Regions from separate parts of the Homo sapiens genome. Here region 2 is linked to region 1. A link is an interaction called in ENCODE POLR2A ChIA-PET data of the cell type or tissue named here. Cell type or tissue: B cell. All regions are shown on one strand. Each heading gives the region's core, and the rest is flanking DNA. Links, peaks and the distances in the headings are about the cores only. Region 1 overlaps TCOF1 (treacle ribosome biogenesis factor 1). Region 2 overlaps NDST1 (N-deacetylase and N-sulfotransferase 1).

Region 1 (4,256 bases), core at 1-4,000:
TCAGAATCCTCATCCCAAACCCCATCTTGTCTCTAGACCTCAGTTTTCCCTCCATAGTAACACTGGCCCTTTACTGAGTGCTGTTCTAGACTCCGCATGCAGCAGGACCTCATTTAGGTAGAAATGAGACTCAGCAGGTAGAAAACTGCGGCTCGGGCTCGGAGAAGTAGAGATGCTGTTCAGGGCCACAGAGTTTTGCTAGGTGGAGCCAGAGTCAAACCTAGGCAGCACTCTCGAGCATCGCCCTGGACGGTGGGTTGCCAGTGACGCCCGAAGAGCCAGCTCGTTCTGGAACAAAAGTCGGGCACCCTCAGAGCAGGACTTGCAGCCCCTTGGTGCTCAGAACTGTGCTAGATTTCCATTTACAGTAGGGATAGATAGTGTCCATTTAAAATAAATTTGCGGGAGTTTTAAAAAGTGAGTTGAGCTAAAGAAAAATGGTAGTCATCCAGGTGGTCCATGGATGGGACAGAAATCATGAGCTGGCCTCCAGGGGGCAGGTGAACTGGCCCTGCTGGGTGATCACCACAGCTGCCAGCCTGTTTTATTTTTATTTTTTGAGACAGGGTCTTGCTCTGTCACCCAGGCTGGAGTTCAGTGTCAGGAACGCAGCTCACTGCAGGCTCAGCCTCCCAAGCTCAAGCGATCCTCTTGCTTCAGCCCCCCAAATAGCTGGGACCACAGGCGTGCACCACCATCCCCAGCTAATTTTTGTATTTTTTGTAGAGACAGGTCTCACTATGTTGCCCAAGCTGGTCTTGAACTCCTGGGCTTAAGCAATCCACCCGCCTCAGCCTCCCAAAGTGCTGGGATTGCAGGAATGAACCTCCACGCCCCGCCCTGCTGGCCTGTTGTGATGGCTTCTGGTGGTGTGGGGAAAGCTGGGAGCCCTGCCCTGTGCACCTCCCAACATTGACCCCAGCACTTAGGATTACCATCTGTTGTTCAGGAACTTTACTTTACTTCCCTTAGGAAAAAAAGACAAAGAAAAAAAAGAAAAGAAGAAGAAAGCAAAAAAGGCCTCAACCAAAGATTCTGAGTCACCGTCCCAGAAGAAAAAGAAGAAAAAGGTAGAGAGTTCCTGGGGTGTCTCAGGCCAGAAAACAGACCCAAACCCAAGCCCCCTCCTACACACCCAGACCTGGTTCCTGCCCCCTTCCCATTTTCGGGGCCCAGTCGGGGGCGTCAGGGGTTGTGACACACCAGGGAAGAGGCTGGCAGGGCATGTTCCCTGAGCACATGGAAGCCGTAGAAGTGGCCTGCCGGAGGTAGAAGGGTGTTGGGGAAGGAAGGAGAGACTCCCCCCAGCACAGGGAAACCAGGTAGACTGTGGCAGGTTTCCAGGTGAAAGGAAACGTTGCCTGGGCTGCGTGTGCCCCAGCTGGCAGGCTAGCCCTGAACAACAGCTGTCCTCACGGCGCGGGGCCTTAGCACCTCAGACACAGATGAAGTTCTCACCTTGGCCAGCAGGGCCTCAGCTGTATTTAGGAGAGCTGAACATCTGTTTGCCTCTGCCCTTGGAGGTCGCTGCAGACCCAGTATCTATTCTAGGGGAATTCACTAGTCCTCAGGAGGTGGGGGCAGCAGTGGGTGGGGAAAAGCTGCAGGTCTGAGAGCCTCTCGTACTTCCCTCCTCACAGAAGAAGACAGCAGAGCAGACTGTATGACGAGCACCAGCACCAGGCACAGGTACGCTTCCCAATCATTCCTGAGCATTCAGGGTGGGAGGACAGCTCTGGTGTCCCCTGTGGTCCCAGAGAGCCAGGCAGACCTGATAGGTGGGCTCTAAGGGGAAAGGAGGCTGGGGAAAGAGGTTCTGTTGCCAAGGGTCCATGGGGCCACTGGGGTGACATCAGGAGCTGGCACTGCAGCATCAGAAGGATCCAGAACAGTAATGGCAGTGGTGACACCGAGTGCACCTGGGTGCAGGGGTTGTGCATGCTTTAGGGGGTGTGCCCTGGGATGGAGCCTGTTTGTAGGTGAGGTCGGATACAGCTTGGTTCCTCCTTCACTTGTGAGCGGTTCATTTTCCTCATGATCCTGTAACTTGGGGGCATTTCCTTTTGGGAAGGAAGATGGTTTACTCAAGATGAGCTATCACCATGGATCTATGCTTCCCTATGGAGGACAGGCCCTGCCAAGTGGTGGTGACAGTTAGCTGCTCCACCTGGCTCTGCTGGCCCTGTGGTCACCCAGCCTCCTGTAAATGGGGGTGATGCAGAGCCCGCCTCCTGGGCCAGTGGTGAGGCTTATGTGAAGCTAAACTAAACACTAAAGGACTCAGCCCAGTTCTCAGAACATTCCAAGTGCTAAAAAATGTCCACTGTGGTTAATGCCTCCCCCCTGCATTGGAGATGCCAGATTTCATTTTCCTTGCAGGGGAAAAGGGTCAGGAAATTTGACATCTGCATGTGTTTCCTTCCCCTAGGGATTTCCTAGCCGAGCAGTGGCCATCCCCATGCCTCTGACCTCCACCGACCTCTGCCCACCATGGGTTGGAACTAAACTGTTACCTTCCCTCGCTCCACAGAAGAAGACAGCCAGCTTCAGGGGTCCCTGTGCTGGCCAAGCCAGTGAGCCTGCGGGGAGGCTGGTCCAAGGAGAAAGTGGACCAGCTCCCATGACCTCACCCCACTCCCCCAACACAGGACGCTTCATATAGATGTGTACAGTATATGTATTTTTTTAAGTGACCTCCTCTCCTTCCACAGACCCCACATGCCCAAAGGCCTCGGGACTTCCCACCACCTTGCTCCACAGATCCAGCTAGGCCTGACCTGTGCCTCATCCCGTGCCGCTCGGTCTCTGGCTGATCCCGAGGCTTTGTCTTCCTCTCGTCAGTTCTTTTGGTTGTGTTTTTTGTTTTTTTTTTAATAACTCAAAAAAAAAATAAAAGACTTGGAGGAAGGGTGCAAGCTCCCAGTGCATCTGGGGCACATGTTTCTTGGAAGGGACTGTCTCGCCGACACTCGGGATTCCCTCTTGCCTGCATGTTGAGGCTATGGGTGACCGTGGTTAGTGGGACAGGCAGTGAGCAGTGAAGTGCCTGAGTGCCGAATTGGTGGGGAAGGCTTCCTGGATGAGGTGGCATCTAAACTAAAGGATGGAACTAAAGGATGGTCATGGTTGATTTCCTGTTGCCAGAGTAAGTCATGTAAATACCCAAAGACAAGAAATGGAAGGGGCTGAGAATCCTCGAGTTAGGCCTCGAGCTAGGGGCAGGCTCCCTGGAGGTGCCTGGTGAACAGCTGTGGCAGGCACAGCAGGTCTAGGAAAATCGGAAGTGAGTTGCCCCTCAAATCGAGCTCACCATGGTTCTGTGGTGGTGAGGGCAAGAAGTGGATGAACATGAAAGACAGGATGATGTCTTGGGTGTGGACTGAGGGAGGGGAGGGATAGCAAAGGAGGTGGTCTGCTGCTCCAGCCTGGAAATGCAGAAGCCCACTTCCCTGGGCCCAGAGCCATGTGGAACACCAGGGGTCCTGGAGATGGTCTCCAGAGCTTTTAGCCTCATGCTGGAAACAGCCAGAGGCAGTGCAGAAAAGGAATGCATGGCTGGAGGTGTCGGAGACCCAGGTTGGCATCCAGCTGCACCCTTGACTCGGGGCCCGGGGCCAGACCCTCCACCATCTGGCCTCTCTCCTCTCAAGCATGTTGCTCTAGAACAGAACTACAGAGTAGTGTCCTCATTGGGCCTTGTTGACCCACAGCAAGACTTTAAACTTAAAAATGGGGTGATTTCACTGCAGTTCTTGATTTCTGGCTCCTCTTAAAAAGATAACATCTGGCAACGGGGGCTGTGCTTCCTCCTGGCAGCAACCAGATAGAGCTGAGTAGCAGTCAGCCCCTTAGGTAAGGCATGGGCACCCAGTTCTCCACAGTCCCCTACTTCCTGTCCATCCTGACACGGAGGCCCTATGTCGGTTGCCATCTGTCATCACATTCACACTGTTCTTAGTATAGAAATGAAATTGGGGACATAGGAAAATGAAAGCTGTACCAAGAAGAGCTTGTGCTTAAACTAGGCAAGAGCCTATTTCTTTTTGGAAGTAGAGTGTTCGTGTGTGTTAAACATGTAATCAAGTATGTCTGTGTCCAAAGACTACAAGCCCCCCCCCAGGCCTGCCTGGCCCCGCAGGCATCTCTGTGGGTTACTTGGGCTGCGTTCTCCCACCTCAGTGACTGGATTTAGCGTCTTTAGTTACCTCTTTAGGATAAATGAACTGGATCTCAACAGAAGAGCCAGGAGCCAGAGT
Region 2 (4,502 bases), core at 185-4,184, 120 kb after region 1:
ACATAGGGATACCTTGTCTGTATTAAAAAATTAGCTGGGCATGGTGGCACACACCTGTGGTCCTAGCTGCTTGGGAGACTGAGGTAGGAGGATCACTTGAGCGTGGGAAGTTGAGGCTGCAGTAAGTGTGATTGTGCCCCTGCACTCCAGCCTGGGCAACAGAGAAAGACACTGTCTCAAAAAATGAAAATATGCTGGGCACAGTGGCTCACGTCTATAATCCCAGCACTTTGGGAGGCCGAGGCAGGTGGATCACTTGAGGTCAGGAGTTCGAGACCAGCCTGGGCAACATGGCGAAACCCCGTCTCTACTAAAAATACAAAAATTAGCTGGGCATGGTGGCAGGTGCCTGTAATCCCCACTACTCAGGAGGCTGAGGCTCGAAAATCGCTCGAAGCTTGAACCCAGGAGGGGAAGGCTGGAGTGATCCTGGGCAACAGAGCAAGACTCTTAAAAAAAGAAAGAAAAGATTCAAAGATTCAAGCTCAGGCAGGCTAGCTCCAGTCTCGGCCTTTAACTGTTATGCTAGCTGTCACCACTAGAGTGAAATAGAAGGGTGTGCACAGCCCTTCTAAGGAGGCCTGCTGGCGCACAGTAGGCATGGTGTACATGTGAGTTGGGTTACTGGGCACAATTCACCATGAAAGGCATGGCTTGCTCAGTCTCCATACCTGCTTTTATGGAGCTCTTGGTCTCATTCCTGGAGCCCACCCATTCATCACAGGCCCAAGCCGGACCCCCTTCCCTGGTCCCAGTCTCTGGACAGCTTGCTCCTGTAAGAAGGCCCTTGTACCTCTGCCCCTTTTCTCTTATGGGTCCGGGGCAGCATTTTCAGGTGGGGATGTTAGATAGAGTGACTTCAACTCCAGAGCAGTGGCCACGGTTACCGTGGTATTTCCCGAAAGTGCAGCGTTGCCATGGCGTCTCCATGACGACCAGAGCATCTCATTCATTATCCTCAGCACCTTGGCAGGGAAAGCTGGGACTAGGGCTAGGGGAGTGCAGTGGGAGCCTGGCTGAGGGCTGTGGGCCACTGGCCTTTGTGGCTGAGGTTCCCCTCATGCCCCTGCCTACCCCAAGCCAAGGTTCCTCTGCAGGCTCTGGAGTTATCTCCCACCCATGGGTTCTGGGTTCACATTTCAGCTCTGCCACTGAACAGTTGTGTGATGTTGGGCAAGTGACAACCTCTCTGAGCCTTATTTTACTCAACTGTAAATGTGGATAACAATATTAGTTGTAAGGATTACATGAAATGAGGTATAAAAAGTGCTGGCTGGGCGTGGTGGCTCACGCCTGTAATCCTAGCACTTTGGGAAGCCGAAGTGGGTGGATCATCGGAGGTCAGGAGTTCAAGACCAGCCTGGCCAACATGGCAAAACCGCATATCTACAAAAATTAGCCGGGAATGATGGTGGGTGCTTGTAATCCCAGCTACTCGGGAGGCTGAGGTGGGAAAATTGCTTGAACCTGGGAGGCGGAGGTTGCAGTGAGCCAAGATAGTGCCATTGCACTCCAGCCTGGGTGACAGAGTGAGACTCCGTCTCAAAAAAAAAAAAAAAAAAAAAAGTGCTTAGCACAGTGCCAGGCTCATAGTATGGCAGTATTCATAATGATGATAATTATAATGTTGTTGGTGTTATTTTTATTGTAGGAACCCTTGGGTTTCAGGGAGGAATGAAAGACCAAACTCAAAGTCAGGAAGGAAACCCATTTGAGTCAAGATTTGGTGGTTTCCATGTGACTGTGGCAAGTCACTTCACCTTGAAGTCTTTGTCTCCTTATCTGTAAATTGGAAATAATAACAGCTGCTCATTCATTCATATCCTGAGTATTCAATAAGGACCTGACCCTGGGAAAAGTGGGAGCTTCCACGATGAATCAGACTTGGTTCCTGCCCTTGAGTGGCACCCGGGCACTGGGGGAGGAGGAAGAAAGGACACTGTTTTGTGCTGAGGGCTGTGTGTGCCGGGTGCTGGTGAGGGCCTGTGCAGAGGTCAGTAAGCCCTGGTCCTGCCCCACAGATCTGCAGGCTACAGGAGGTAGAGCCATGTGCAGGAATGCCCCCAGTTTACTCTGCACAGACCACATGCTCAGGTGCACCCAGGGGCTGGGCAGGAAGCCAGATGAAGGAAAGAGGTTGGCTGTGAGACTGTACATAGAGATGCTGATGGTGTTAACTGCAGGATACACAGCCCATTTGAGGCTGGCACTCTAAGTGCCTCAGCTGATGGTGGCAGGTGAGGATGTGTGCCCAGTGTCACCAGAACTTGCCCTCTTTAGAGACAAGTTAGAAGTTCTGACTTTTATATAAAATCTCCTGATTTAAAAATGTTGCTAACGAATCCCAAATTAAAGAAAAATACTGTGCAAGCCAAAGAGCACAGTCTGCATTTTGTTTGGGCTCCAGGGTCCTGGTTTTCAGCCTCTGCACCGTGGAGTGGGGATGAGGCGGGAGCCTGAGGAATGAGACTTAGGAGTGGGAGAGGGGGCAGTGGTTGGTGATGACTTCAGAGGGGTCATGACTTTGGAACCTGGATCTTGAAAGATGAGTAAGTGTCCCAAGGGGTCCGGGGAGGCATTCCAGGCAATGGGAATTTCATCAGCAAAAGCCTCAATGCTTCCCCGAGATTGGTGACTGGCTGGGTGAGGCTGGAATTTAGGGGAAACTGCTGGTGATGTCTGCAAGGCCCAGCAGGCCCAGGGTGGTGGGGGTCATTGAGGCCTCAGCCCCAGCTGTCCTTGAGGCCTTGGTGGCTGCAGGGGGACTAGAAGCCCCTCAGTTACTTACCTCTTGAGCCACGGGAGTTCTGGAGTGCAGGCGGGTGAGGAGGGCCTTGGGTGGAGGGTGGCAGCCTCTGAGTGGGTTGCAGAGGGGCTGTGCTGGAAGCCCCCTTTGCCAGCCGGCTGAGTGGCTGGCACTTTGCTACAAAGCAACTGGCTTCCCCCCACCCACCCCCACCCCAGGGTATTTGGCCTTCTCTGAGGACAGGGGCTACCTTGCTCTCCCTCTGCCCTGGGTTTTGCCATGGCCTTATCTTCAGCTTCTTGGCTTCTATCCAGGCAGCCAGCCAGCTCCCAGTAAGGGCCACAGCCTCCAAAGATAGGGCTACTTTTCAGACATGCTGTGAGAGGAGGACGGCAGCCCTGGCTGCCTGGCCCTCTGTGTAATAAGTGTGTGTGGTGCCTGCCTGCCTCAGCCCTTGCTCTCCCTCTGTGAAATGAGCTGCCCTCCCCTGCCTGAGTCCTGGGGCTGTCAGACTCTCAAGAGAGGGATGAGCTTGAAAGTGCTTCGTGAGCTAAGCTGTGATCCACATCGTGAGGGATTGTCATAAGTATGTTAAATAAGCAACAGGGGTGCGTGATAACAGCAGCTGTGTGCCAGGCGTGGTTCTGAGCATCTTATGTATCAACTCATTTAATGTTCACAACCTTGGGAAGTAGGTAGAATTTCCATTTTACATGCTAGGAAACTGAGGCACTGAGAAGTTAAATAACTTGCCCAAGATTACATAGCTACTAAATGGTGGAGCTTAGTTTTGAATCGAAGCCACTTGGCTCCAGTCTGCACGTGTAACCAGTAGGGTCCATCAATCTAGGACTTTAGGTCTGTGGATGGGTGGCAGGGAGGCTCTGAACTCCTTGAAATTATTATGATATATATTTTTTTGAGACAGAGTCTCGCTCTATTGCCCAGGCTGGAGTACGGTGATGTGATCTCACCTTACTGCAGCCTCTGCCTCCTGGGTTCAAGTGATTCTCTTGCCTCAGCCTCCCGAGTAGCTGGAATTACAGGTGCCTGCTACCATGCCTAGCTAATTTTTGTATTTTTAGTGGAGATGGGGTTTCACCATGTTGGTCAGGCCGGTCTTGAACTCCTGACCTTAAGTGATCTGCCCACCTCGGCCTCCCAAAGTGCTGGGATGACAGGCGTGAGCCACCACACCATTATGACATTTTCTAGTGTGTGTGTGTGTGTGTGTGTGTGTGTGTGTGTGTGTGTGTATGGCTTTATTGTTTAGATTTTTAGTTTTACATTCACAGCAAAATTGAAAGGAAGATACAGATATTTCCCATATGCCTTCTTCCCCTGCACACACACACAGCTTCCCCCATTATCAACATCCCCCACCACAGTGGTACTTTTCTTTTTTTTGAGATGGGGTCTCGCTCTGTCGCTCAGGCTGGAATGCAGTGGCACAATTATGGCCACTGTAGCCTTGACCTCAGGGGCCCAAGTGATCCTCCTGAGTAGCTGGGTCTACAGGCACATGCCCTGACACCTGGCTCATTTTTTTTTTTTTTTGTAGAGATGGGGGTCTTGCTATATTGCCCAGGCTGGTCTTGAACTCCTGGCCTTAAGTGATCCTCCTGCCTCGACCTCCCAGGGTCAGGGGACTGCAGGTGTGAGCCACTGTGCCCAACCCAGAGTGGTAAATTTGTTGCAACAGATGACCCTGCATTGACACATCCTTATCACCCAGAGTCCATAGTTTACTTTCGGG

Evidence for each region. ChIA-PET counts read pairs that join two places held together with the same protein. Peaks named below come from ENCODE experiments on the same cell type or tissue, not always from the same donor. Only the 100,000 strongest peaks of a DNase experiment are listed, where the experiment ranks them.
Region 2: POLR2A ChIA-PET joins it to region 1 with 9 read pairs; 4 of 35 experiments call an interaction of 5 or more read pairs at or near these places.

The regions. Positions count from the first base shown.
Region 1 is chr5:150,397,382-150,401,637 of GRCh38, forward strand. TCOF1 (treacle ribosome biogenesis factor 1) reads left to right here. Exons shown (of 27, transcript NM_001371623.1): 25 at 973-1,070; 26 at 1,641-1,689; 27 at 2,429-2,912. The coding sequence ends at 1,667. Among named protein-coding and RNA genes, the nearest start is that of CD74, 13 kb to the right of the region's middle. RefSeq lists enhancers at 868-967, 1,598-1,757, 2,038-2,107, 2,668-2,757, 2,828-2,907. In B cell, for the core only: CTCF peaks have their summits at 464 (motif pointing right) and 1,508; DNase peaks (open chromatin) are centred at 630, 1,750, 2,540 and 3,530; H3K27ac peaks cover 2,812 bases.
Region 2 is chr5:150,513,017-150,517,518 of GRCh38, forward strand. All of the region lies in intron 1 of NDST1 (N-deacetylase and N-sulfotransferase 1), which reads left to right. Among named protein-coding and RNA genes, the nearest start is that of NDST1, 7.1 kb to the left of the region's middle. In B cell, for the core only: no CTCF peak of the experiment used is centred there; no DNase peak of the experiment used is centred there.